Regions from separate parts of the Homo sapiens genome. Here region 2 is linked to region 1. A link is an interaction called in ENCODE POLR2A ChIA-PET data of the cell type or tissue named here. Cell type or tissue: OCI-LY7. All regions are shown on one strand. Each heading gives the region's core, and the rest is flanking DNA. Links, peaks and the distances in the headings are about the cores only.

The links. Peaks named below come from ENCODE experiments on the same cell type or tissue, not always from the same donor. Only the 100,000 strongest peaks of a DNase experiment are listed, where the experiment ranks them.
Region 2: POLR2A ChIA-PET joins it to region 1 with 7 read pairs; 5 of 35 experiments call an interaction of 5 or more read pairs at or near these places.

Annotation. Positions count from the first base shown.
Region 1 is chr3:16,424,770-16,440,930 of GRCh38, reverse strand. It overlaps RFTN1 (raftlin, lipid raft linker 1), which reads left to right. Exons shown (of 10, transcript NM_015150.2): 3 at 6,894-7,080. It overlaps LOC124906220 (a long non-coding RNA gene), which reads right to left and starts at 1,447. Exons shown (of 2, transcript XR_007095840.1): 1 at 1-1,447. RefSeq lists a silencer at 7,077-7,206. In OCI-LY7, for the core only: no CTCF peak of the experiment used is centred there; DNase peaks (open chromatin) are centred at 9,520 and 10,040; H3K4me3 peaks cover 2,295 bases; H3K27ac peaks cover 2,500 bases.
Region 2 is chr3:16,361,023-16,372,072 of GRCh38, reverse strand. RFTN1 (raftlin, lipid raft linker 1) reads left to right here. Exons shown (of 10, transcript NM_015150.2): 6 at 1,794-1,997. Among named protein-coding and RNA genes, the nearest start is that of OXNAD1, 100 kb to the right of the region's middle. In OCI-LY7, for the core only: no CTCF peak of the experiment used is centred there; no DNase peak of the experiment used is centred there; H3K27ac peaks cover 786 bases.

The sequences.
Region 1 (16,161 bases), core at 8,139-10,638:
TGATGCTCACACTGCGCCTGGACAGTGGCAGGATCAGAAATAGGAAGAAGTGCGGGGCATCCATCCCCCAACTTTATCAAATGCCCCATCCATACTCTGCAGGCTGCTAGGTCTTGACTTTGGCCATATGGGATTGAGAAAAAAATTACAGTTACTTGTCACATTTAAAGATTAGGAAGATTAAGATTTCTGACTTCTTGAAAGTAAGAGTTAGAAGTTCTGGCACCATTGGGCCCCCCCCCCATTAGCAGTAACCATCTTGTCCCCTTGGGCAAGATGGGGCCTCGGTGTTCATTGCTGTCCCCCTGGCTCATGTCTCTTGTTTACTTTATTTTCCTGGCCTGCAGATACCTCTGTTAATGGCTTTGGGATCTGCACCAAGCCCTCTGTCCAGTAAGGAGATGAGACTCTGCCCCTGCCCAGGTAGGGGAGAAGCCAGGAGAGAATTGTCCTTTGCACTGCAGCAGGACAAAGCCCTGGTATGGGATGAAGATGGGCAGGAGTTCAAGACCAGCCTGGCCAACATAGTGAAACCCTGACTCTACTAAAAATACAAAAATTAGCTGAGCATGTTGGTGCACACCTGTAGTCCCAGCTACTCAGGGGGCTGAGGCAGGAGGATCACTTGAGTCCAGAAGGCGGAGGTTTCAGTGAGCCAAGATTGTGGCAGTGTGGGAGCACGTGGGTGTCCTTCCCAGATGAGGCGAGTGTGATCACTGTAGATAAAAACTATAGAACCTGACAGATTAGAAAGTGGAGAAAAAGTGTGATCAGCCCTCGCGGCAGCGGCCCACTCTGAGTAGGCTGGCATTTTCTCTTTTTGGAAGGTAACGGTGGCTAAGACAGCCATACCAGTGTCCCTTATCTTCAGACTACGAAGTTATAATTAGAAATTTTAACTTATGATGAGACGGTTCATGTGGTTCAGCCTTAGAGTCAGCTCCTGGTCAAAGGCCAGGAAGCCAAAGTAACTACAGAATAACTCATGCCGTTTCCTTGTAGCTCTCTTCTAGGGTGAAGGAGACCCATCATCCTTGATACTTAAAACGTTAGTTTTCTCTCCCACCGCTGGGCAGGCATCTCTTCCCTAGAACTCCTCTGAAAAGCTCCCCACACTCCCCCAGAGGACAGTTAGCCCAGAATCCCTAGTGCCTGGGCAGGCAGAAGGCTGGAACCCTCGGGCAGCAGTGATGTTTCTCCCGCCCACTGGCAGTGGGTATCTTCCAGCCTCTCCTTCCTCACTCCAGCCACCCACACATGCCATGTGGGTGTTCCTTCTTCCAATTCTAGCTCTGGTTTGGGGGAACTCTTTTAGTTAACATTGAAAACAATTGTTATATTATCCAATGTTACTTTTTAGTTAGAAACTGGTACCTCAGCCTCCAAATTGAAATAATAAAATTATTGCATTTTAAAGTTGAAAGCGCCTTTTGCAATTGCCCATCCAAAGTCTTCATTTTGTAAATGAGAGTCCCAAGAGATGGGGAGGGAGCTATATAGCTTGCCCAAGGTTACATAATTTGTAAATGAAATCAGGCAACTATTACAAAACAAAATAGTGGAGAGGTTACTCTGATAAGTAGGGTGAGAAACAGACCAACAGGCTACAACTGGTATGTCCATCCAAGTGGAGAAATCATTCCTTTGTTTATTCGCCTAGGAGTAACACTGGGGAATTGGTCACTTCATAAGAACTATGTTTTCTTTTGTATTTTTAAGGTTAGGGTTCAAATAGAAACATGAGATTAAGGCCTTTAATCATGTTTATAATAGGAGCCTTTTTTTATTGCTTTAAGATCATTGAGATTCATTTTTATTTGTTTCTTTTAACCATGAAGCTAAATTTACTTTGACAGCATGCATACCAAAAATTAAAGCCACAAAATTGCTCAGCTTTGACAGGAGATACATCTTTAGATTTTAAGATAAAAATTTAAAAGGTATTATGTTTTTTTCAGGAAGCATTTAAATATAAAGTGGTTGATTGACTAACATTTTTAGTGCACCGATTTGGGAGCATGGAGGTTAAGGAGTGTGGGTGGGAATGGGGAAGGATTTCATGGCCCCACATCATGTTGTCATCACCATCCCGGGGTGACCAGTCCTCCCATTCACCACAGCCAGTGCCACCGCCTGTGATTGTTTTGTGTTCTGTAGATTACACACACATCATCCCACGTGATCCTCACAATGACGCTATGATGGAAGACAGGTTGATGTTGTTATCACCATTTTATACAAAGAAATTGAGTGTTCACATGACTGGGGTTAGCAGGCAGTGAGGAGAGCAGCTGGTATAGAAACCTGTCTTCTTTTTTTTTTTTTTTTTTTTTTTTTTTTTTTTTGAGACAGAGTTCTTACTCTGTCTCCCAGGCTGGAGTGCAGTGGCACGATTTCAGCTCACTGCAACCTCTGCCTCCTGGACTCAAGTGATCCTCCCTCCTCAGCCCCCTGAGTAGCTGGGACTATAGGTGCACGCCAACATGCGCAGCTAATTTTTGTATTTTGGGTAGAGACAGGGTTTCACCATGTTGGCCAGGCTGGTCTCGAACTCCTGCTCTCAAATGATCCACCCGCCTCGGCCTCCTAAAGTGCTGCGATTACAAGCGTGAGCCACCATGCCCAGCAAGAACCCTGTCTTCTAAACATATTAACTACTTTTATTTTTTATTTTAGTGTGATGCATAAGAGGAAACAAATGTATAAATTATCAAACTCTCAATAAAGGTTTATTTTATTATAGCAGGAAGAGTTTGAAAAATTTGAATCATTTAAAGAATATTGAACTGTAGAGACCAATATGAGTTTGAGTTAAATATGAGTTTGAGGGCCCATATTCGATGACTCACAGATGCTGTTTGTATATAGTTTTATCAAAGGAGAGGGGATCTTGGTGCTGGATAGTATTTTTAGGTTTGATTGACAACGTGCAGTTGCCTTCCATAAAGCCCTACACTCCTACCAAAAGTACATTCAGTTTTTCAAATAAAACAAACTGTCTCCGCCACATGTGGTTTTGCCCTTTTGGTTCAGCAGCCTTGTAATCTGTTGACAGCCCCTGGTTTCCATAAGGTCGACACCCAGCATTTGCAGGCTCTGGGACAAGAGGACAAAAGGAGATCTTGGGCTGGGCCAGGATTAGGGTGAGGGGAGTGAGGCAACATTTATAATAAATAAAGACAAGATCAGTGACAGTATTGTGCAAGCCGTATTGGAGCTTAAAGTGAAAGGAAAAAACACCGATCCTATCTTTTATTTATTTATTTATTTATTTATTTAGTAACTCTGTCACCCCAGGCTGGAGTGCAGTGGTGCGATCTCAGCTCACTGCATCCTTGACCTCTCTGGGCTCAAGTGATCCTCCCATCTCAGCCTCCCTAGTAGCTGGCACTACAGGCACATGCCACCACACTCAGTTAATTTTTGTATTTTTTTGTACAGATGGAGTTTTGCCCTATTGCCTAGGCTAGTCTCAAACTCCTGGGCTCAAGCGATTCTCCTTGAGGGCAGGGTGGTATTGCCCTTCAAACCTAAAAATGCACACACTCTTTGTCCAGCAACCCTACTACTGGTAGTACTTCTATGGCTGGACTCATGAATGTCTTTCAAGATATATGGACAAAGGTATTTACTACTAGGTTGCTCTAACAGCCCTCAAGAAAGGTTCACTCCCACCACGATGAGGGCCATGCCTGTTTCCCCAACACCCTTGCATGCAGTGAATATTACAGAAGTGAAAAAGGAAAATGTATTATTCCAATAGCAATAAAATATAGAATAACTAGGAATAAACCTGATAAATATGTGCTATCTGTGTGAAGAAAACTTTAGCATGCTCCAGAGGGACCCAAAGGAAGACTTGACCAAATCAAAATTTTGCCAGTTTCTTGCATGGGAACTTGTAGCATGGTGAAAATATTCATTCTCAGTCAAGCTATGATTTGAACATGACCCAATAAAAATACCCACAGACTTTTTTAGTGGAGCAAGGGGAATTTACTGAGCTGATTTTTAAAGATCATTTAGAAAAACGAATTAGGAAAATTCAAAATATAAACAGGAATATAGGAAGATTTGACAAGTAGTTTAACCAGATATTAAAACATAATATGAAATTAAAATTGTTTGAAGTAGTGTTTTATACAAATAGATTAATGGATCACAGTCATAAACTCATATTTGGGAATATAATAAATGATAAGTGGCATATGATATATGGCATCTCAAATCAATGAGGAAAAATGGATAAACCCCTGTGGTGGGGGGGTGTTCAATTCATATTGCACACTTTACATGGGATAAATTCCAAATCGATAAAAGATTTATATGCAAAAAATGAAATATGTATTATGGGAATTCACAAGAGAATTGTTTTATAATCCCAGGTCTTTCTGCTATGACACAAAACTCAGAAGCCATTGAAAGCAAGATTGGTAAATTCAGCTTCATTTAAAAAGTTTTTCATGGAATCACTTGAACCCAGGAGGTAGAGTTTGCAGTGAGCGGGGATAGCACCACCGCACTCCAGCCTGGGCAACAGAGAGAGACTTTGTCTTAAAAAAAAAAAAAAAATTTTTTTTTTCATGGCAAAACCCACTATATGCAAAGTCAAAAGGCAAGCAACAAATTGGGGGCAGATACATCAAAAACTAAATTTCCTAATATGTAAAGAGTTCTTACAAACCAATAGAAAAAAAGCCCAATGACTAAATAGGACACGAGGCAAAGATAATGGACAGACAGTTCACAGACAAGGAGACACAGCATTTAAATATGAAATGTTTAATAAGAAAAAATACAAATTACATAATAAGATAAATATAAGTTACCATGTCACAGGGATCTTTTTTTTTCCACTGAGAATTGTCAGAGTATGGGAAAAGAAATAACTTTATACATCACTGATGGCAGATAAATCCATAATACTCTATGGGGGAAATAGCACTAGCTGAAAAAATTACAATGCACACATACATATGTGTGTGATATATATATATATATATATATATATATTTACATCTCTGATTTTTTATTTATTTACTTTTTGTGGGTACATAGTAGGTGTATATATTTATAGGGTACATGAGATGTTTTGATACAGGCACACAATGCATATATTTTTAACCCAGCAATTCCACATCTAGGAATTTATTTTGTATATGTACTATAAGCGCACACATGCAAAATCATGTAGGAATGAGATTTTTCACTAAAAGATTACTTGTAAGAGCAAAAGTTTGCATACTCCATGGTATATCACACAATGGATCTGTAGAAAAGAATGAGAAAGCACTCTGTGTACTGCTATGAAATGGTCTCTTAAGAAAAGTATACTGTTTTGTTTTGTTTTTTTGCTTTTTGAGACGGAGTTTAGCTCTTGTTGCCCAGGCTGGAGTGCAGTGGCGCAATCTCGGCTCACTGCAACCTTCGCCTCCCAGGTTCAAGAGATTCTTCCGCCTCAGCCTCCCGAGTAGCTGGGATTACAGGCATGCACCACCACACCGGACTAATTTTTTATATTTTTAGCAGAGATGGGGTTTCATCATGTTGGCCAGGCTGGTCTCAAACTCCTGACCTCAAGTGATCCGCCTACCTTGGCCTCCCAAAGTGCGGGGATAACAGGCGTGAGCCACTGCCCCTGGCCGAAAAGTATACTGTTAATTGATAAAAATTGATTCTAAAAAGCTAGGTGTGTAATGTTATGCTGACATTTGTGTAGAAGAGGAGGGAAATATATAGACCTGTTCACTTTTGTATGAATTCTTTGATTGTTAATGCATATACACACAAAAAGATAATACTGATTTCCTCTAAGGAAATAAATGTAGGAGGTAGAGGATAGGGCTAGGATGTAGACTTTTCACTGAATACACATTTGTACCTTTTGACTTTTGAACGTTGTTTGCCCTTCTCAAAAATAAATAAATTAAAAATCCAAATTTTAAAATAATTCAATAGGTGAAAATATTCCTGGTTTTTATTTGTGTAATTCTAATGCTGAATTAAAGTGTGTTTTCAAATATTGGTTAGCCTTTTACACTTTTAAGGCAATTGCCTATTCATATATTTTTCCCGTTTAAAAATTATTTTGGGGTGGGGAGTGTTTTGCAAATTTAAGGAAATTAGCCCTTTGTCTTAAGGGTCACAGAAATTTTGTTCCAGTTTGTCTTTTGACTTTGTTTATGCTGCTTTTTGCCACCTAGTATTTTTATATTTGCTCAATGTATTTTTCTTCTTTTCCCTTCCCTTCTTCCTTTCTTTCTTTATTTCTGTGTGTTTTTTTTTAGAGGGTGGAAATGACTTTTTCATTGTGATCACTGATAAGACGACTCTAGATCTAAGACAGTCCATTATTATTTTATTTTATTTCATTTTTGAGACAGTGGCTTGCTCTGTTGCCCAGGCTAGAGTGCAGTGGCCCTATCATGGCTCACTGCAAACCTCCCCATTTCCAGCTCAAGCGATCTTCCCACCTCAGCCTCCTGAGTAGCCAGGACCACAAGCACTGGCTAATTTTGAGGGGGTTTTTTTGTTTTTGTTTGTTTGTTTGTTTGTTTGTTTGTTTGTTTAAGAGAGACCGAGTTTTACTATGTTGCCCAGGCTGGTCTCAAACTTCTCGGCTCAAGCGATCCATCTGCCTCGGCCTCTCAGAGTGCTGGGATTATAGGCCTGAGCCATCACGCCTGGCCGACATCCAATTATTAATGCCTTTGGGTGATTTGGAAAACGACAGGCTGCTTATAAAGTCTGTTTGAAGACAGTAAAAACTGGGACAAACTCATTTTAGCAGTGACCTAGAGGATCCTCCCCGAGGGCAAGGGAAGAGGGGTTTGGGCAGGGCTGAGTGGGCGTTGTGATGGGTCTTTGATGAGCCTCTCCTCTCTCCACTCCAGCGGAGCTCCCTGGGTCCTCAGCAGTGAGGCTGGCCTCCCTGCGTGACCTGCCCGCCCAGCTCCTGGAGCTGTACCAGCAGGGCTTCTCGCTGGCGGCCCTGCACCCCTTCGTGCAGCCCACCCATGAGCGGGAGAAGACGCCCCTGGAGCACATCTTTAGAGCCATCCTGATCAAGAAAACCGACAGGTAAGGCCTCCACGGGTGAATGGGTAGCATCCTGTTGCGGCTAAGTTATGCTCAATAGAGGAGGGGAAGTGAGAGGATGGGGTTGGGGGTTGAAATTTGCATGCTGTCCTCAGGGCCTCAGCCCTCAGACAGGTGAGGCAAACAGTTAGACAACCAGAGAGGTTTCTTTCCTAGCATCCTGCGATGAAAAACAAATGCATGTCCAACTGCAAGTAGAGAGTTCCATTTTACATTCTTTCCCTCTTTTAACTCACTGGATTAAACTCAGCTAGAAAAATGTCTCCTCAGAAGAAGCATATGCCCAGAATGATGTGGCTAGTAAAAGTGCAATACTTTTAAACTGAAAGGCATGACTGGAAAACAAATAATTTTGTTTAGAGGCTATAGACAAACTTAATGTCTTCCCGCAAAGTCTAGAAATACTTTAACATTTTGCGCCTACCATAAATTCTGTCAATCACTTGACAGTTAAAAAAATACAAAAAATAAACACCACCTAAATAAAATGCTATAATTGGTTTGGTCTTGATTTAGATTTTCAGGGCTTGGGGATGTTTTTCAGTTTGGCTTGCCCAGTTGAATGCTTATGCCTATATTTCAGTTGAGCCTAATTAAGAAAAGAGAAGTGGGGTTAGTCTTTCAAAAGGAACAATATTAATTTTTTTAAAAAAAAAAAACAGTGAGGATGGGATGGAGAGAGCAGTATGTTTTTCCTGCTTTCATAAAAATAAAAATTAAAATGAAGTCTGGGAAAGGAAATCAGATTTGTCTTTTGGCCAACTATCATAGAAGGAATGACAGCATGTGCCACATTTTAAAAAGGGAGTACAGAGCAGCTCCTCCTTGTTCTCTCCTTTTAAAGTCACTTTGCAGGTAGACAAAGCATTTGGCTGGTGTGCTCATAAGGGACAGCTGTGAGGCATGAGGTTGCGTGTCTAAGACTGACTCCTCTTTCCTTTCCTTTCCTTTATTTCTTCATGGTTGATCAAGCTCTGGGGCTCTTACTCTACATCAACACACATTACGTCAACACACATTAGAATTCAAAGTGAAAGGTGGTGCATGTTTTTGCTCGAACCCAGAATTCACACATGTTTTGGTAGGGCAAGACTTTTCTCAGTGTCTGCCTTTTATGTGTATTAGTTTGTCTTTCTCTCTCTCTCTCTTTTTTTTTTCTGTAGAAACAAGGTCTCGCTATGTTGCCTAGGCTGATCTTGAAATCCTGGCCTCAAGCGATCCTCCCACCTTGGCCTCCCAAACCACTGGGATTATGGGTGTGAGCCACTGAGCCTGGCTGCATATTGGTTTCTTTTCTTTTCTTTTTTATTTCCTTGAGATGGGGTCTCACTCTGTCACCCAGGCTGGAGCACAGTGGCATGATCTCAGCTCACTGCAACCTTTGCCTCTCAGGCTTAAGCCATCCTCCCACCTCAGCCTCCCAGGTAACTGGGACTACAGGTGCACGCCACCATGCCTGGCTAATTTTTTTATTTTGGGTAGAGACCGGGTTTCGCCATGTTGCCTAGACTGGTCTGGAACTTCTGGGCTCAAGAGAGTTTCCCACATAGGCCTCTCAAAGTGCTGGGATTAGAGGTGTGAGCCACCACGCCCAGTCCATTATTGGTTCCTTTAGGTTGATTGGCTGTTGATCATTATCTGGGTCAATCATGAGAAGATTGGGGGCCACAGTGGTTTTGAGTGACACTGACACATAGGATATGTATAATGACAGTAGCTTATATTTAGTGAGCACTCACTGTATGTGAGGCTTGATCATTATCATTTCATCTGTATCATATGGCTATGAAATAAGTGTCATCTTTGTTCCCATTTTAAAGGTGAGAAAACTGAGACACAAATGTTGAGTTGTCAAGGTCACACGGATGGCAGCAAGCAGAGTTCTGCCTTGCTCCCAGGAAGGCTGTCTCCCGTACCTGCATTCTTAATCCTGGCATGAAGCACGTGCTGAGTTCCTTTACCCACAATTCTTGTGGAGAACCACTTTAGGAAAAGAAAGTGGGGGAGGATATCTTTGATCTTCCATAAAGAAGTACTTTTATTACTCAACCTTTCCCCCATTTTACCCCTCAGTAGTCAGTAAGTAAATCAGAATTTCAGCAAGGAAACAAAACAGACAAATGAGTTGTATGGATTCTATAAGGCATCCACTGGGCTCCAGGGATTCTATTCTGCAGATTATCCGAGTGGCCTTAGTGTTTAAAGGAGACAAGTCCATTTGGGTCAGATCACTGGCACATCCTTCAGTGTGATCTGCCATAGGCGGTGACATGAGCTCAGGACTTGGCCTGAGCTTAACTCAAAAAGTGAAGGTGTATCTTTTTTTTTTTTTCTCCCTGCTGTGGAGCAACACTTCTCAAACTTTAATGTGCTTGTGAGTCTCCTGGGGATATGGTTAAAGAGCAGAGTCTGATATAGCAGGTCTCAGGGGAGGCCTGGGACTCTACATTTCTAACTTGTTTCCAGATGGGGCAGATGCTGATGGTCCGTGGCACGCACTTTGAGTAGCAAGTGTGTGGAGGACCTAATTCTTGCCTGGCTTCATGCCTGGCACTCAGCAACACTATTGGGGCTTGCCACTTTACTCCTAGGAGAGCTGTAAGCACCAGGCTAGGTAAGAAAGAACACAGAACTCGTGGCCAGGAGGCCTGCGTTCTAGGCTGCACTTGGCTACTAGTAAGCAGTGTCGTGCAAGGGGCACATCGATGGATCTTTCTCGGCCTCCGTATTCTAGCTGCTACAATGAGGGGCTGTTACTACATGATTTGCAAGGCTTGCACCAAACTCTAAGTTATCTGATGGGACAAGATGGGTGAGGAAGCCCGTCTTCAGAAATAAGAACCACCACTTTGGGGAATAGTGCATTATAAGCCAGCAGTGAAGCTGGGGGCTCAGTAGGGGTTGTTTACTTCCACTAACGTAGCATGAACAAATGAACTTACTTTCCAGAAGACAAAAATGAGCAAACTGTTGAGAGGAATGAGACTTTGTATGCAGGAGGGTTTTCAAGAAAGGGAAGTTGGCAGTCTCCTTGGGTTTGAGCTGACTTTCATCCAGAGTTCCTGAACTGCCTGCCTGATGAACTTAATGAACATTTCAACTCCTGGACAAGCAGATCCAGAGAAGGAAATTCCTTAGGTAACTTTGTGTTGAGTCTTTGGAACTGCCTTTTTTAAAAAAATGCAAAAGTTTGATAATTTATCATGTAAAATGAGGCAAAAATGATCAAGAGGATCATCCCCACTTCTAGCCCCAATGGTATTAGGTGGGAGGAGTGGTGGAGGTTGGAAGCAGTCATTGTAAAATATAATTTTAAAGTACAGGAATTTTCTCTCCTAGCAAATGCAATAACTGCATTTTTTTTGTATTATGGGGAAAAGACTCCAACGATCTTAAAAATAAGCAAACAAAAAAACATCAAGGCCAGGTGCAGTGGCTCACACCTATAATCCCAGCACTTTGGGAGACCAAGGCAGAAGATTCTCTTGAGCTCAGAAGTTCCAGACCAGCCTGGGCAAAGTAGAGAGACCTAGTAGCTACTAAAAATTTTAAAAATTAGCTGGGTGTAGTGGCGCACGCCTGTAGTCCCAGCTACCCGGGAGGCTGAGGTGGGAGGATTACTTGAGCCCACGAGCTGGAGGCTCCTGGGATGTGACTGTGTTATTGCACTTCAGCCTGGGTGACAGAATGAGATCCTGTCTCAAGAAACAACAACAACAAAAAAAAAACGGACTTTTTCTTTATCAATAGGGAGTTTAAGTAGTAAAAACAAAACAAAGGAAGACTTTTGTGATTAATTTTTAATTCAGACAGTTAAAGTGATACTTTTCACAAAGTCTGCCAAAGTTCTGACAGTTATAGATGCTGTTAAATGAAATGAGTTAGCTTTTAAAAGAGAAAGAAATACTTGGTTAATATTTTTCAAGTGGAGCACATTGAAAGAGATGTAGATACACATTCTAGATTATTGTTGACCCAAGTGAACTTCATTACCAAGAATCACCATGAGATGACTCTGTGAAACTTCGATATCAACCTAATGTGTTTGGAGGGTTCACATAAAATTTTTAACAAATAACTGGGCTTTGGGATATGCCAGAAACACCAGACGGAACCCCTCAAGCCTGCATTTATCCCCTCACTCATTCACTAACACTTGCTGAGTGAGTACTCTTTTCAGAGTATTGTGCTAGGAGCTCTATGTGGTGGGAAGTTAGAGAGTGCAAATGCCAGGCTCAGTTGAATGTGGAGCCTGCCTTCCAAGCACTTGCAGTCTAATTAAGTAAATGAGATATGTGCCTCATGCCACAGGAGTTTGGGAGAAGGAGATGCCACCTCTCACTGGAAGGGAAACCAAGGAAATGTTTCTGGAGGGGCAGCTTTTAACTTGGGCCTGATTTCTTTTGGGCAAACATGGGGAGTAATGAGCATGAGGCAGGAAGAGTTTATTTAAATCTCCTAATGAAATGTTTTCTAGTAGTATTTGAGTAATTGGAGAGCATCGTTGACAGTCTAACTAAATTATTAATGAGTCATTCCAAAAGTAGTTCTCAAGTGCAGTAACATTCCTCTGAGCTCACTGCCATTTTGACAGATTTCACTTACATCCCTGAAAAATTACCTGATCTTTTCTTCTGAAAATTCTAATAACTGCCATTTCATTTTACCATGGCAGGCCTAGCCACACATCTAACTGTAAACTGTTCTTAATTCTAAGTGTATTGAATTTAGTCAAGTCAGTTACTTTGACTCAAGTTACTTTGACTCAAGAATGAATAGCTGAATATGAAATACTTAGTGAATAAGTAGAAAGAGAGTTTGTACTTCATTTTCTCAACTCTTTCTTTGGAACACTTAGTGATTTTTAATAGACAATATAGTTGCACTCACTCTGAATTCTAAGTATAGTTAAGTGATCCTTCATTTTTTTCAAGTAGTTTTCCTTAGAATGAGTTGCTAAAGATCTTGAAACTTGATGGCTAACAGAAGTCAGTTATTAAAACGTCACTTCTGATGTTTCATGAGTGTGGGTTTAATTCTAGGTTGTTTTATGGTTATAGATGTAACTGCAGTACAAAAATGCATGGTGCTGGCCATTTTTCAGCTGTTGAATTGTCGTTGTACACACATGGAGCTAGGGGCGTCATTGGTGTGTTTTTCATCATGAATGAGTTGAAGTCCTTTGGCGACAGCTTCCGTAGAGTAATGCCTTACATGGTACAGGGACCAGCATACTAGGGAGCTCTGTGGACATTTATCAGGCACCTTTTGGCCTAGGATTAGGGTGGGGGCACACAGAGGACCTGTAGTTAATGCAGAGGCTGCAATTCTAAAATTCTTGTGGAAGGTGGAAAATGTGTACAATCAAAGTTACCCTTGAAAATCTTTTGAAGTGCATATAAAATGTAATACTGTGGCATCTCTCTACCTGACCAATGCATGTCTTCCTTCAGGACTAGATCAGATTGCTTTTCCAACAGTGAACCCCAAGGGGAGGTAAGCTGGTTTGGGTTTATAGTGAGTACTCATTGGAATCACACCTAGGATGGTGAAATTTTTGCACCTAGGGAAGCATTTGTGGGAATTGGCATTGAGGGAACAGGAACTCCACGCCTCCCTTCTCGAGTTCATTCTGGGGCACATCTGCCTATTGAATAGAATAACTGGCACTGTTTTAAGTGGTAAACATTTATCCCTTTTGTTTGGATTTTTCTAAGGTAAATATGTATATGTAATTTCACTATGCAAAGATGACTCTAAGGAGCTCCTAGATCTCAAGAAACTTATCTATCTACTAGGGAGCTGCAAAATATATGTGCAAATTATATAATTGCCCAGGTAAGTCTACAGGTCTTGGTTTGCATCTCTAACCTGGAATTTGTTAATGAGAGTGCTTTAGAAGAGGAGGCTCTGCGGCTGTCATTTGCTCTAGGTTGGGCATGATGGGTAGACTGGAATAGGGAGTGAAAAAGTGGGAAGGGCCTTCCCACTATTGACATTGTGGAACAAGTGGAACGTGGTGTCCAAAGAGAAACAGTGGGAGGGCAGGCATGAGAAGCCTGGAGGAGGCTGTGTGTGGTGCTGTAATGAGCCCCTCAGGCCAGGGCCCACTTCTCTAGCTGCTGACTTAGCCAAGGCTACTGCAGTCCTTGTTCTAGAACAGATTCCTCCAGTGATTCTTAGAAGAGATGCAGTGGGTTGTTGAGAGTTACGGTGAGCTGCTTCATCCCAAATTGACCATATGCTTGGAGTCTGTGAAATGTTTCCTCTTAGGCCATATCAGCAAGCTGTACTCCCAAGTGCTTACGAGCAACACAGATGACTGAATGAGTCAGCCTTGTCCACCCAGGGTCAAGTGATGCAAGAGAAACGATTCTTTTGGCTTTTGCTGTTTTATTTCCAGGAAAGTAAATCTCAGAGAATGCTCATCCCTTACCCTTTGTTTCTCCTCTTGAGACCCAGAATCTAAAATTCTGAAGACTCTGTCTTTATTCTAAGACAGGGCTTGCAAGCTCAGATCCCTACAGTGGCCTGGCTCATTGAATGGGGACTCTTGGGAAGTAGTGAGTCAATGCCTTAGCTCTGTCCTATGGTTATCAGGTGTTGCCAGGTCTTGTACTTTTTTCAAGAAAAGCCAGAAATCTGGATTTTTATGTGAAAACTTCTCTTTTAGCCTCACTTTTCCAAAGTAGGATTGTTTGTCCCTAACCCATGCCACTGGCTGCCATCTTGCAGCCTCTAAGATTTCTGTGTAGTGCTTACATCAGTAGAGGTAATCACACACCCTTTGAGCTGCTTATCCTGCCTTCGACACACAGCAATTGCTGGAATCTCAGTCTCTCCTGTTATTGTGTTTTAGATGTCTGCCCACCTCCACTCCCTTTGCTGAATCCTCTTCCATCTTTGGATTCCCATTGCTTGCTCAGAGTGCCAGGCCTTGAATAGATATTGCTCAATAGATTTTGCATGAATTGAGTGGGATAAAACCATGCCCTGGAATTTTGCTACAATCTTTTACTAAAGGACCATAAATTCATTATGAGATAGATCTGTCTTTGGTTTACGTATTTATCAGTACCAAAAGTATATCTTAATAATGCAGCCACATAGCACAGACCTCAAGTAATGGAACAGACACACACACACACACACACACACACACACACACACACGATCCTTTCATTGCCAAAATAACAGTGATTTGCCACAAGAATAGATGTCCATTATTTTTCACTCTTCTTTTTCTTTTAAAAGACATTCAAAGGATGGCCTTCAAAGAAAGGAAATCTTTGCGGACCATAAGTGAAGTACAAATGCATTATGTTATCTTTTTTTTATAGCCTACAAGATAATATGAACATTTTCTTTGGCATTTGAAAAGGGCAAAATTGGGAAAGTACAAAATTATACTGAAACTAAAAAGAAAATCCTTTAAAAAATTACAGTCGAAAGTGTCCTCTTTAAGTGGCCTTGTGTCTTTTCATGTCTAATTTTTACCAATTACCTTGACTCTTGGGAGAATTATAGGGCTTCTAGAAAGAGGTTTCATAATTAAGCGAAATACACAGGGGGTGGTAGCGCCTACTGGGGTGTGCCCTAGAAAATGTTCACACGCGAGGCCGAGGATCAGCCCTAGAGTGCGCTGATTGTTGGAATCACACGTGGGGAAGAAAGTAACGGTGGGTTTAGCACTGATTGATGCGTGCTACTGTGATGGGAAACTGCAGCCGCCGGTTTATTCCCAGAGAGCAGACATTGAGGAAGGTGAATTCAGAGCTCTTGCTTAAGGCAGAGCGGGGAATGAGAAGGTGTTTGTTTAGCATGTGGGTCGTTATTTTGGATTCCGATTTAGGTGGGGCGAACACCCGTTGCTGGCAGCTGCCCCTCGTTTCTGGTGTGGTATCTTTCCTCATCAGTTTTCTCTAGCTTCCTGAGGGGTGTGGAGGATTTGATTAGCTCTCCGGGCTGCCACCGTACCCCCTGAGGAGCTGTCCAGCATCACCAAGACTACCTTAATTTATTCCTCTTATTTTCCCATCTCACTCTGGAGTGACACCCTTTTCTGGTGTGTTGAAGTTTCAGGATTCACCGTTAATTATTTGTTTGCACTTTTCAATCTCATATGCCAGCGTAAAGCCACCTTCTCTTGGGGGAAAGAATTTTTTCCAATCCACACTCCTAAATGGCTTGCCGAGTTACTCTTGTTCTCTTCCTCCAAAGCATTGGCCTTTACCCCGGTGGAGAGAACAAGAAGGAGACGTGCATGGTTGGTGTGAGAGCTCATTTTCCCCACTCCTGTTCTATAGCTGCCCTTGATTGGCCTGTGTCTTTCCTCACATTTTATTTATTTTTTGTTTGTTTGTTTCTTCTGAGAGAGAGAATTAGCACACTAGTGATTTCCACCCTCTCCCCAGAACTATTTTGAAATGACAGAGAACAGTGAGCAGGTACCCAAACAAATGCACAAGCACTGAATTTCTTTGAAATTTCCTGTTAATCTTAAAACTTGGGTGAATACTTCAGTACCATGAAATGTCTGTATTTGTTTTTAAATAAAATAGAGGCCCCCTCTTCCCACATGTACATACAATCTTTAAGTAAAAATTGACTCTCTAGGAAGATTTATTTGGTAGCATTGCAAGGTAGACTACAGGGACATGATTTTGAGAATCGTATGCATAAGTGTAGGTAATTTAGTTGCAAATAATTTTACTAAAGCGTTGGAGTTTTCTATTTATATGTCTGTCTCATATTAAATATAGGAACTCAGATTGTCTTACTTTAAATCTTTGTGGGAGTCTTGTATTGAATAGTCTACCTATTCAACTCTGTTGAATTGAAAATTGACATTTTTTCCTCTTTGTCAATCAGAAGTAACTTAGATTTTTTTTGTGTGTTTTTCAAGCTGAAAAAGATATAATGGGCATTACCAGTGATGGGTCCTGGATGAGACTAGTCATTGAGTTTTACACTTTTAGATATGAATGCAGAAGTAGGTGAGATATAATGTTTAGATGTATATAAGTACATTATTAATGATTTAAATGTTCATGAGATTTTTAT
Region 2 (11,050 bases), core at 2,032-4,531, 63 kb after region 1:
CTAAAACCTTGCTTATCCTCTTGCCCTCGGTAGCTGCAGCTTTTAATTGAACCCCTGACACCCAGGACTGGAAAACACCCAATCATCTAGTTCACCTCCTGCCCACCCCAGCCCCAATTTATGGCCGGATTCCCTCCATTACGAACCTCCTCTGTGTCGCTCCATTTCTAAAGTTTGTATTGTGAACTCACAAACTAGTCTAGTGACTGCCAGTTCTATACACCAAGACCTAATTTCTGGTGTGAAAGTACTTCCTGGCTGGAGATGGCTTCCTGAGTAAGCAGGAGGGCTGAGAAAAGCAACTTGGCGTGGGGATGATGAACAGGCTAGAATTGGTGTTTAAAATACAGGTGGCCACTTCCAAAGACGGGCACCTTCCTTCCCTAATTGTTCTATTGGATGGAAAGCCTGAAATGGCTGCTGTTCATTCAGGTATTGCTGATGACAAAGTAATATGGCCCAGCGTTGGTCCCTAGAGATCTCTGCTGGTGTTCGCTCAGGCGGGGCTGTGAGAAGACTTTGTGACCTATGTGAGATAATTTTAGATGTTAGATGGATGAACATATTTGGTGTTAATGTGCTTCATCATTACCCCTTGTTTTTGGCAAGTGGTAGCGGACTGCCTTCATAGTCATGAAACAAAGTTTCCTTTTTCTAAAAAAATGTGTTTGTTTAAATAAAGGAAAGTGAGTCAATTAAAAAAATCAACTAGTACTTGGATACCACAAAACATTGTGAGATACTGAAATCTGAGAAACAGCATCAGAGAGTGTGGGTCCAGGTGTTTCATGCAGGGAGCATGAATGTGCTTTGTCCTTCTTGCTAATGTCAACCATTGTTTATGACCTTTAAATTCTTGCTTCAAAGAAGGGTGGGGATTTTCTTATGATTTAAGAAGATATTTTTGGAAACCAAAGCATATTCCTGACTAGCCTGTGTAAGCAAGACTTTTTAAGCTGGGTCAACTGATTGCTTGACTAAATGAGGAGCACAAAAATAGACTCTCAGACTTAGATTGAAATTCCAGGTATTTGCTTCTGGAGGCTGCTACTGCTAAGCCACGCCCAGCTGCACGTAGGCAGTTGCGGCTCAGCTGCTGGGTGGCAGTGATTATTGATTGCTGAAGAACTGAGCTATAAATGAAGGAACCAAAAGCTCAGCGCCTCATCCCCTGTGCCTTCTTGGCTGTTTGGACCGACCTGCCACTCCAGGCAGGAACTCTCATTTACGGGAACATATTTATTTTTACATATCAATGATGTATTTTTGATGTACTTGATTAAGTATTATGGGTTCAGCCCCAGGAAACACTACTGCAGTTTATAAATAGTGAGTTCAGGAGTGTACAAGGTTCCTGGAATTAGAGCAGTATTTTTGTTTTTATGTGTCTCTGTACATTTAGTTTTCCAAAGACCATTCTCACCCAAGTATGTCTGCTTTTATTTCTAAAACACATCTTTGTATGAATTTCTAGAACCATCTGCTATGTTCTTTTCTCAAACACCTAGCTGTGCCTATTAATCGCAGATAACAGCTATTCATTATATTCCAGATTAAAAACCTAAGTTCCCCATCAGAAGCCCAACCCTTCAGGTCCATGTTACTTTAAGCCAGCCTCAACTTATTACTTGGAATGAGGCTTTATTATCTGGCAACAATACAGCCTCACAGAGATTTCAGCATTCATCATATCATTTATTCAGGCTCCTGAGAGATTCCACTTAAGCCGATGAAACAGATTTTTATCATCAGTTGACCTCTTCTCTCTCCACTCCCTTTACAAATCCCAACAGAAATGGAGATCTTCACCCTTTTCAACAAACCGAAGAGCCATCAGAAGTGCCGGCAATACTACCCTGTCACCATTCCTCTCCATGTCTCCAAGAATGGCCAGACAGTGAGCGGTTTGGACGCCAACTGGTTAGAGCACATGAGCGACCACTTCCGGAAAGGAGGCATGCTGGTGAACGCAGTCTTCTACCTTGGAATAGTGAATGGTATGTTTGGAATTCACAGTCCTTGGGTGGCCCTTTGTGAACTCTGCTTCTAACTCTTGAAATCTTAGTCCCTCTTCAGAGTCTGCTTCATTCAGAAAGCTCTGCAGCCGATAACCATGCTGCATTTTATTTCTAATTAACACATCTTGAGGAACTTTCCATAAAGCCCAGGGCCTGTGCTCTCAAAACCTCTCTACGAGTCAGCCAGGTATCTTCTGAAATGACAGAGAAAGTGGAGTGATTCTATTTCATCGAAGGTGGCCTCAGTCTCTGTTGCTTTTAAAGGCTTTTAAAAAGATTGTTCCCTGGATTTGTTAATTACCCCCTGGGATTGTGGCATTCCAAAGTGCAAATTGTTTGTAGACACTATTACAGTTTGAAGTAGCAGTAGCAGCACCTTGAAATTAACAGCAGAGAAATAAATTGAACAGCCTGGTTTCTGTAAGCTCCACTGAGACACACACTGTTCCCAGGTCTCCCAGCACCCAGTACCCCCTCCCCAGTAATGTGCTGTCTCTAGTGGTTTGCTGCATGGGATAGCACTATTGATGTCAGCTCTCCTAAGGCAGAAAGTCTGCCCACAGTGGGAAAATGTGTCAAACAAAGAAAAGGCTTTAGGTTAACGAGAAGGCAAGTTGAGTCACCAGGGTGTGTCAAGTCTGGGAGGCAACTTGGGGAGTGGGACCAACGTGCCAGCACGTGCGTATCCTGAGGACTGCCAGTCAGCAGGATTCCTAAGTGACACATAACACCAAATTTGTCAATCCCAGCAAAACCTGGCAGGGGGCATCAACAGCGCCGTGTGTTGTTGTTGAGCTGTTTTCTCTCAAGAATTAACAGAGTCACGAACAGAGTTTGGATTCTACATTGTTTGCAATCCTTGAAATGCCAGCAAGCATCCTGAGAATAGAGACCATTCTGAATTCTAAATGAATGTACTTTAAATCATCCAAAGTCTTAGAACATGATACAGCACAGACAGCTCTTAATTTTGGATGCGAGTCTCTATCTAAGTATCATTGACTAATATTGACACGTTATCATAGTAGCAGCAGGCATTGTATAGTGTAGTGGTCCATAACCATTTGTTGAATGCATGAATGACACAAGAAAGGTGATTGGCTTGTTAAGAATACATCCAGAGCAGGGCTGTCCAATAGAAGTGCCCATGATGATGGAGGTGTTTGTTCTGTACCTGGGTTGTCCAGTATGGCGGCCACCGGCTGCCTGCGGCTACTGAGCACTTGAAATGTGGATACTGCATCTGAATAATTGAATTTTAAAATTCATTTAACTTTCATTAAGTTTAAATAACTATATGTGGCTAGTGGCTAGTGTCACTGGTCAGTGTGTACTTGGTCAGTGCAGTTCTAGAATATACATGCCTTTTTTTTTTTTGGACAGAGTCTCGCTCTGTCGCCCAGGCTGGAGTGCTGGAATGCAGTGGCGCGATCTCGGCTCACTGCAAGCTCCACCTCCCAGGTTCATGCCATTCTCCTGCCTCAGCCTCCCGAGTAGCTGGGATTACAGGCACCCGCCACCACGCAGGCTAATTTTTTTGTATTTTTAGTAGAGATGGGGTTTCGCTGTGTTAGCCAGGATGGTCTCAGTTCCCTGACCTCGTGATCCACCCGCCTTGGCCTCCCAAAGTGCTGGGATTACAGGCGTGAGCCACTGTGCCCGGCCGAATATACGTGTCTTTAATACAACTAATGTAGGGTTACTTCTGTGCCCTGGTGGCAAGGTGGGTAACCTCCCTCTACACAAGGAAGCCCTCCGTGGGTACTTACAAAGTTCCCCAAAGCCAGGGGTTGTCACGGTCTGGTTTCAGATGCATCATAAAACACCAGTGGCGGTACATGCTTGGGGCCAACTTGGGACAGATGTTTACAGCCTGACATATCAGTGTCAGAGAAGGCCAGGGAGGAACCTTTGGCTCCCTGTTTCCTGCAGGGACACCACATTGCCCATCTTGGGTTGTGGCAACAGTGGCTCCTTTCATCCCCTCTCGGTGCCCATAGATGCTATCTGTGGCCATGCATAGTTTTACATTCCTCCCTAGGAAACTGATGGTTAGTTGTTGAAGGTGTGCAGAGAGGTGCTGGAGATAGTGGATACACAGGTGGCCACTTGGAATTTCTTCCCCTCTTAGGAAAACTAGGGCATCAGAAGGAAGGTTTTCTCTTTGACCCCACTGCCTGAGCATGTCAGGGGCCCTAAGACCTCCAAGAAAGAACACTTGGAACGTTCACAAACCCATTTGCTGTTCCTCTACCATTATGGTTTGGTGATCAAGGCTGAGTTAGCCTCCTCTACTTCCCGTCACCCCACTCTTCAACCTGGAGTCCAGAAATGCAGACAACTTAAGCAGCTTTTTCTTCAGATTTGACTTGAGTGTTTGAAATACTGTTATAGCCTCCCTTGGCTTTAACCACATTAAATTCATTCTTCCTGCCCTGAAGACAGAACATGAAATTTCCCCTGGCAAGCGCAACCGTGAAGTCCTCCACAGGGCCCAGGCATCTTCCTGTATGCAGCCCGTATCTTAGAGCGCCACCATAGCTGTTCATCTCTATGTCAGGGAGGGCTGCACAATTCTCAGAACAAAATGAATTGAAACCCACTCTGACTTTAAACACCATTTCACCCTTTATATGTCTTTTGGGAGGGAGAGTATGACTGGGAGTAATGCTTCCTGGGTTAGGGCGTTTCTGCTCTGGAAAAGTCCAAGGTTTCCGTTGGCCAGGGATGAAATACGTGTGTGATCTTTTCCCAGAATTAAGAAAAAAAATGGCAAGCTAATCGTAATCATAAGAGGAACCTATTTCTAGTGAGATAATTAGTGTCCTTACAAATAAAGCTGGCAGAGCTAGAAGCACATCTTTAAGCTGTTTGCCATCTGGAATGGCACTAGTCACGACTCCTGAATAGAGATTTATACTCCAAAATATTTTCCACAGGGTCATAAAGCTCATGAGAACTGTGTCCCATAAACAAGGTGATGTTTCAGCCTGAATTACCCAGTGCAGACTCCAGAGCTTCTGTTCTTGAGGCATTACTCCCCTCCCCATGCCTCCCACCCTGGGACATAGAAAGACTTGTACAGTCCTCAAGTTTGGGCTCCTGCTCATGGTGTCCAGGACTCCTCTCCCTGGGTCGTTCATTAAACCTTAGAATGACCCGGTGTCTTGGGCTGGGGGAGGCTCTGCCCGTGGGCTCTGGCAAGCTTAGGGCACAGAGGAGGGGCATAGTGATGACCATGGACACCTAGCGGTTGCTTTGTGTGGGTGCTGGTCTCAGTAATTCAAACTTAGCATTGACTTCATCCTCACAATACCTCAGTGAAGTAGGTAGTTATGCCTGTGTTATAGCTGTGGAAACTGAGGCACAGAGACATTATGTCATTGTCAAGGTTACTGGCTAGTAAGAGCAAGAAGGTGGCAGGAAGAAAGAAGGGGGTAGGCAGACAAAAGGACCATGAGGTGGGCGGGATAGAAAAGGAAAGACGTGGCTATGCTGGCAGGAGTTGTGGCCCCCAGCGGGACTTTGGCGGCTCTCCCGGTGGGACGAGGAGGACTCCAAGGTCACTCTAGGGAGGTGGCAGGACCCGATGGAAGCAAGAATGAGTCCAGGGGCCACATATAGAGCAGCCAGGCACTCAGGAACATGTCGGCCAGTGAGATGAAGGCCAGTTTCTCTATTTCTAGAGGATGGGAAAGACCAGGAGGAGAGACCCCGAGCTGAGCCAGCTGTTGTGGAGGAGTTGGGTGGGAGCCAGGAGTTTGGGGTAAGACTAAGGCTGCCCACCCCTGAAGACCCAGCGAGGAGGCTGATTTTTCACGAAGGCCTCTGGGCCTACAGAATGGCTGCTGCCATCACCAGCCACTGAGGCTGCTGCCGCTGCCACCATCTCTCTTGCCCTGCCTTGCCCAGCATTCCTCTGGTTCTGTCCTGTCCCCCGCCTCCAACTACCCTCTTTGCCCTGCCTTCCCTGCTCCACACCCCTGCCCACTCCTGTCCTCGTTCCTCATACCCTTGGCCTGTGCTTGCCCTTTCCTACCCTGGCAGTCCTCCACCTCTTTGTTTCAGAAATGGCCTTTGCAGCTGATTATCCAAACCAGAATCTACTCCAGTAACAGTCGGTGTTTGCGGTGACTGTATCCTCACTTCTCTTTTTGCCTAGAAGAGCCCTTTTTTCTTTCCCTGACTGCTTGAAAGGAACCTAGCCTCTTATTCTGCAGAATGGCCTGCATGATGGTTTCATCTGGTCAGGGCTCATGGTGTCATTGATCTTATATCTCCAGCCTCTATTTCCTGTAACCTGGAAGTTAGTTCTAAGGCCTTGATAAGTTAAGAATTATGACAAGAATACGTTCCAGGCAATGTGTTCTCCACACTGCATCACATAGGGGTCACATGACACCCAGATGTCTCTCTGCTGCCACCTTTTTAAAAGATTAGGTCTCCCTTGAGACTTTCTCCGGTGCCCCAGCTGCATCTAAATCCAAGTATCACTTTGTATGGGTATTTATACCACCTTTTTTTGACACCTAGCATATCCTCCATGATCATATATTTGCAAAATACATAAGTAAAACACATGTACATGTTTTAAATAAAATATATATTAAATATGTGGGGTATATATTTTATACAGACATACTCGCAACCAACCCCCCAGGCAGGTCCTACTTTTTGTACTTTCTTAACATCACAGTGCTGTATTCAGAAGGTGGCTAATGATAGTTCTGGATGATGCTCAATAATGCCAGTGGTGGTGAGGGAAAACACTGATATTGGAGTGTTTCCCCAGGAATCTGCAGGTTTTAGGGTGGGACTGGTAAAGAGGGAGAATGAAGTAGTACCAGGTGTTTCTGATAGCCACTCCCTTGGGACACCACCCACCTCCAGGAATGTCTGGCCTAGTGGTTACAGGCAGGGCTTCTATTTCAAAGAAGCCACTTAATAATGTAGGGGCTAAATTGCACGTATGCCATTAAATGCATTTTCTCATGTGTCCATAGGACACCTTTAAAAAAACTTTTATTGCAGTTTAGCACACACGTAAAAAACTGTACAGATCATAGGATATAGCTCAGTGGCTTTTCACAAGGTGAGCACACCCATGTCACCAGCACAGAGATCAAGACGTAGAACTTAACAAGCCCCTAGAAGCCCCTGCGTGCCCCACGCTGTTTCTATCCCCCCAGAGTAACCACAGTCCCTACTTGAAACACTGTTGATGAGTTTTGAACTGTACAGACTTTATATACTTGTCATTGTGGGATTCATTCATATTTTTACATGTAATTGAAGACCATTTTCTCTCATTGCTGTGTGCTATTCCATTGTGTCAAATACACAGCTATATACGTAACTTAGCCATTTACAAGCATATTTTTATTTATTTATTTATTTTGCCCCATATAGGACAGCATGGCATCTGCACAGATGTGGCCCCAAACAGAAGCCCTAAGCCCATCTCATTGTGACCCAACTGAAATCTCACCCTAACCACCGAGGCAGAGAGAGTATGGTGCAGTGGTCAGAAAACACCAGCTCTGCAAGGGTAGAAACCTAGCCTGTCTAGCACCTACCCCCGGTGCCTCAAACAGGATCTGCTTCACCATAGTAGTAGCTCAATGTCTACTGTGGAAAACGAGTAGGTTTTAGGATGAAACAAATCACATTTCAGATCTGGCTTGGCCCTTGAACTCCACATGAACATGGACTAATCATTTAACTCAGTTGTCTACCCACTAAAAGGGAATGACAGCTCTTACAGAATTTTGGGGAGGATTCAATGAAAAGCCTTGAACTGCATCTGGCAGAGTGCTTCCACGTCCAGCTAACACTGAATCAGAATGTTTCTTCCCTATCTGGTCAGTTAAATGGCGCTGCAACTTGCAAGCTAACCCTTTTCTACCTGAAGAGGAGTAATATCTTTTCTAGATTATTCATTGCCTCAAATTGAGAATGTAGGAAGGCAGGCCGGCCCAGAGCAGCAGTGAGTGTTCAAGAAGCAAGAGAAGGCAGCAGCCTTGCTCATTCTTTGGTTAATAGAGCAAATTAGCTGCAGTGTGATTGGGAAGCAACATGGCACCGTTACCTGGGATTGGTTGAGCGGTGATTACATTTGCCATGGGATCACATGTCATATGATTGCATGTGCAGTTGGGCTTACGCAGTTGGCGATTGCTAATCCTGGAATCAAGGTGGTGCCAAGAATCCTGGAATCAAGGTGGTGCTGTGCGACCTCTGATGGAGAGAAGGCGCCCTCAGAGAGCCAAGAGGATCTGTTATGCCAGCTAGTCCAGGGTGGACAATCTGGTCCAGTCTAGCTTGTTTAAAGGAGAACAGTAACACTTTGTCTTTAACCCTGCAAAAATAGACCAAATGCATTGACCGCTTGTCATGGCATGCACATTCAGGCTAGACTTTGGCGAAGCACAGCACCCTGGGGCTGAGCCTGAAGGTTAGCTTGATATAGACAGTCTTAATGTCTCAGAGGCTGCAGAAGAGTGGTTGCCTCACAGAATTTACCTCTTGAAATAATATGGCAAATCTCCTTTTCCCACATCCTTCTTGTAAATCATAAGCTTGGAATATTAAGGTGGCCTTTTGCCAAAAGACCAGCATCAAATATTTATACAGTACGAGGGAAAATAGCTTTTTGTGCACAGTAGGGAAGCATCTTCGCTTTAATAAAAAATGCAGTGATAATGGAATGTTTTCCATAGACGGAGGGCAGTTTAACCTTTTTACATTGGAGCCTTCACTCTAAGATAAACCTATTTATACCCAATTCAGTGCACATTATAGTGAGGCTGAGCCATGAAGGTAATGAGGAGACAAGGAGTGGACAAGGCCGTCAAAACAAGCGACTCTTTAAAAGCCCAGCTGTCTGCTCTCTGGTTCATTGACTTTTTTGCTGTTACAGATAACCAGATTTTGATAGCCATTCTGAACTTCAGCCTCATGGTTAAGTAGGTGAATCAGTGCTCTGGATTCAGAATACTGGAGCATTAGGCTGAGGTGGGGAGGCTGGGAGGCAGGCAGTGGATGAGGTGGGTGGTGAATAAGGATCTGGGTGTGTTCCTCCTTCATGCCCTCAAGCTAGCCGTAGCTTTCCCTGCGGACTACACAGCCCCCTTCCCAGGCCTGTGACTCAGGAGGAAGGAGAGGAAGCCCAGCAGGGGATGGAGAAAAAGTCTGGATGGGCTGTGAGTGTCCCCTTCCCTCTTCTGGACCTCGGCTCTGCCATGCTCGCCATGGGCAGGCTAAACACCATCATATAATTTATGTTGAATTAAGCACTTAAGTACTGAAAGCACATGGCAGGCACTTTTAAAGGGCTTAGAGGTTTTCCATTGAGAAGATCTGTATGTAGAGGCTTTGGAAATTTGATATAACTTATTTTTGTAGTAGTCTTGAGGAAATGTGTGCTGTGTTGATACAATCCTGATGGAATCATTGAGTGTCTTCTGGTCTCAAGCATGCCCAGGTCAGGATTTGGGAGGGCTTTACTCAAAGGGGTCTCTTAGGGCATCCCTATTGTGATAGGGGCTCCAGATGGACTCCTGGAGTGTTACCCAGGACTTAAAAAGTAAGCTGGACTATGGTCCATACTCACCTTGGACCCCAAAATACTTGTGATGTGATTTAGCTGCAGAGCAGCTGTTTTTCCCTGATAACCTATGAAACATGTCTCTTAGGAGGCCATGGAATAAGCACTTGGGAGGAACATTTCAGCAAAGCAGATGAGAGAGGCAAGCTTAGCATCTGCCAAGGCTGTTTGATAACAGACTCTCAGGATGGGAAACAAGAAGTTGGAGTGTGTTATTGGTTTACCCATAGGGCTCTTACTTGAAATGGAGAACTATCTTATGTTGGGATAATATCAGGATAAGGCTGCTGTGCTTATTACCTTACAGCCATGGTTTGTTGAACCGGTTAGGCCTTCCTATTATTCTGGAATGAGGACCCAAGCTAAGCAAAGTACAGTGGTCTTGTTTTTAGGTCTAGGTTGTGCATTGTGTCAGTCAGCTATTGCTCCAATAATTCTGTGTAACAAACCACTTCAGAACTCATTGGCTTACAATGGTAACAATTTACTCTGGCAGATTTTGGGGTTGGCTGGAGCAGCTCTGTTGAGGCAGAACTGGTCTCAGCTGGGCTCCACTGCGGCAGCTCTGCTCCATTTGTCCTTCATCTCCCTAGAACCAACTGGCTAACTGGGGCATGCCCTCTCAATGTAATGGCCAAGACACAAGAGGCCAAGTTCAACCACACACGTGCTTTTTATGTCTCTGCTTGCATTACACCTGCTAATATCCCATTGGCCAAGCAAGTCAGATGAACAGAGCCCTAAGTGGCTGGCCTCCCCACCAGTCAATTTAGTCTTAACCACCTTCTCTCCTGATTCTGCTGCTCACCTGGTCCTTGGCTGTCCTTCGTTCACTCTGCATGTCAGGCTGGCTGTCCCTTCCTCCTGGAACTCTCAAACCCTGCAGATCCATGTTCCTTGCTTGCTTAGTTCACTCGAAGTGGGGAGCCCTACCCTGATGCCTCTTTCAAAAATAGCCACCACCACTGTGTCCACCTTCACACTCTCCCCTTGGCCCACTTAGTATTTTTCTAGCATGTATCACCTCTGACATGATGTTATTGTCTTCCTCCTCCACTGCAAGGTAAGCTTCATGTAGGCAGGGACTTTATCTTGCTGCTTGTGAGATCTCTAGTGACTACAGGACTACTTGGCACATAATAGATTCCCAGTAGGTGTCATAATGAATGGCTGGAAGGTTATTCAGTGCACTTGAACTCCAGTAACATGTCACTCACCCTTCTGAGGCCCTATATGCCATTTTTAGACTCCTCTAAGGGAAGTTTTTCTATTTAGATTACACTAAAATCATCTCCCCATAGTTTTAAAAAACTCTTTGATTCTAGTTAGGCCTTCAAGAGCCTTGTAGAGGAGAGAAAAAGGAAATTCTTTGTCATTTGTGTTGTCCATTTACTTGTGTTATACCTGTATTAACTTGTTAATAACC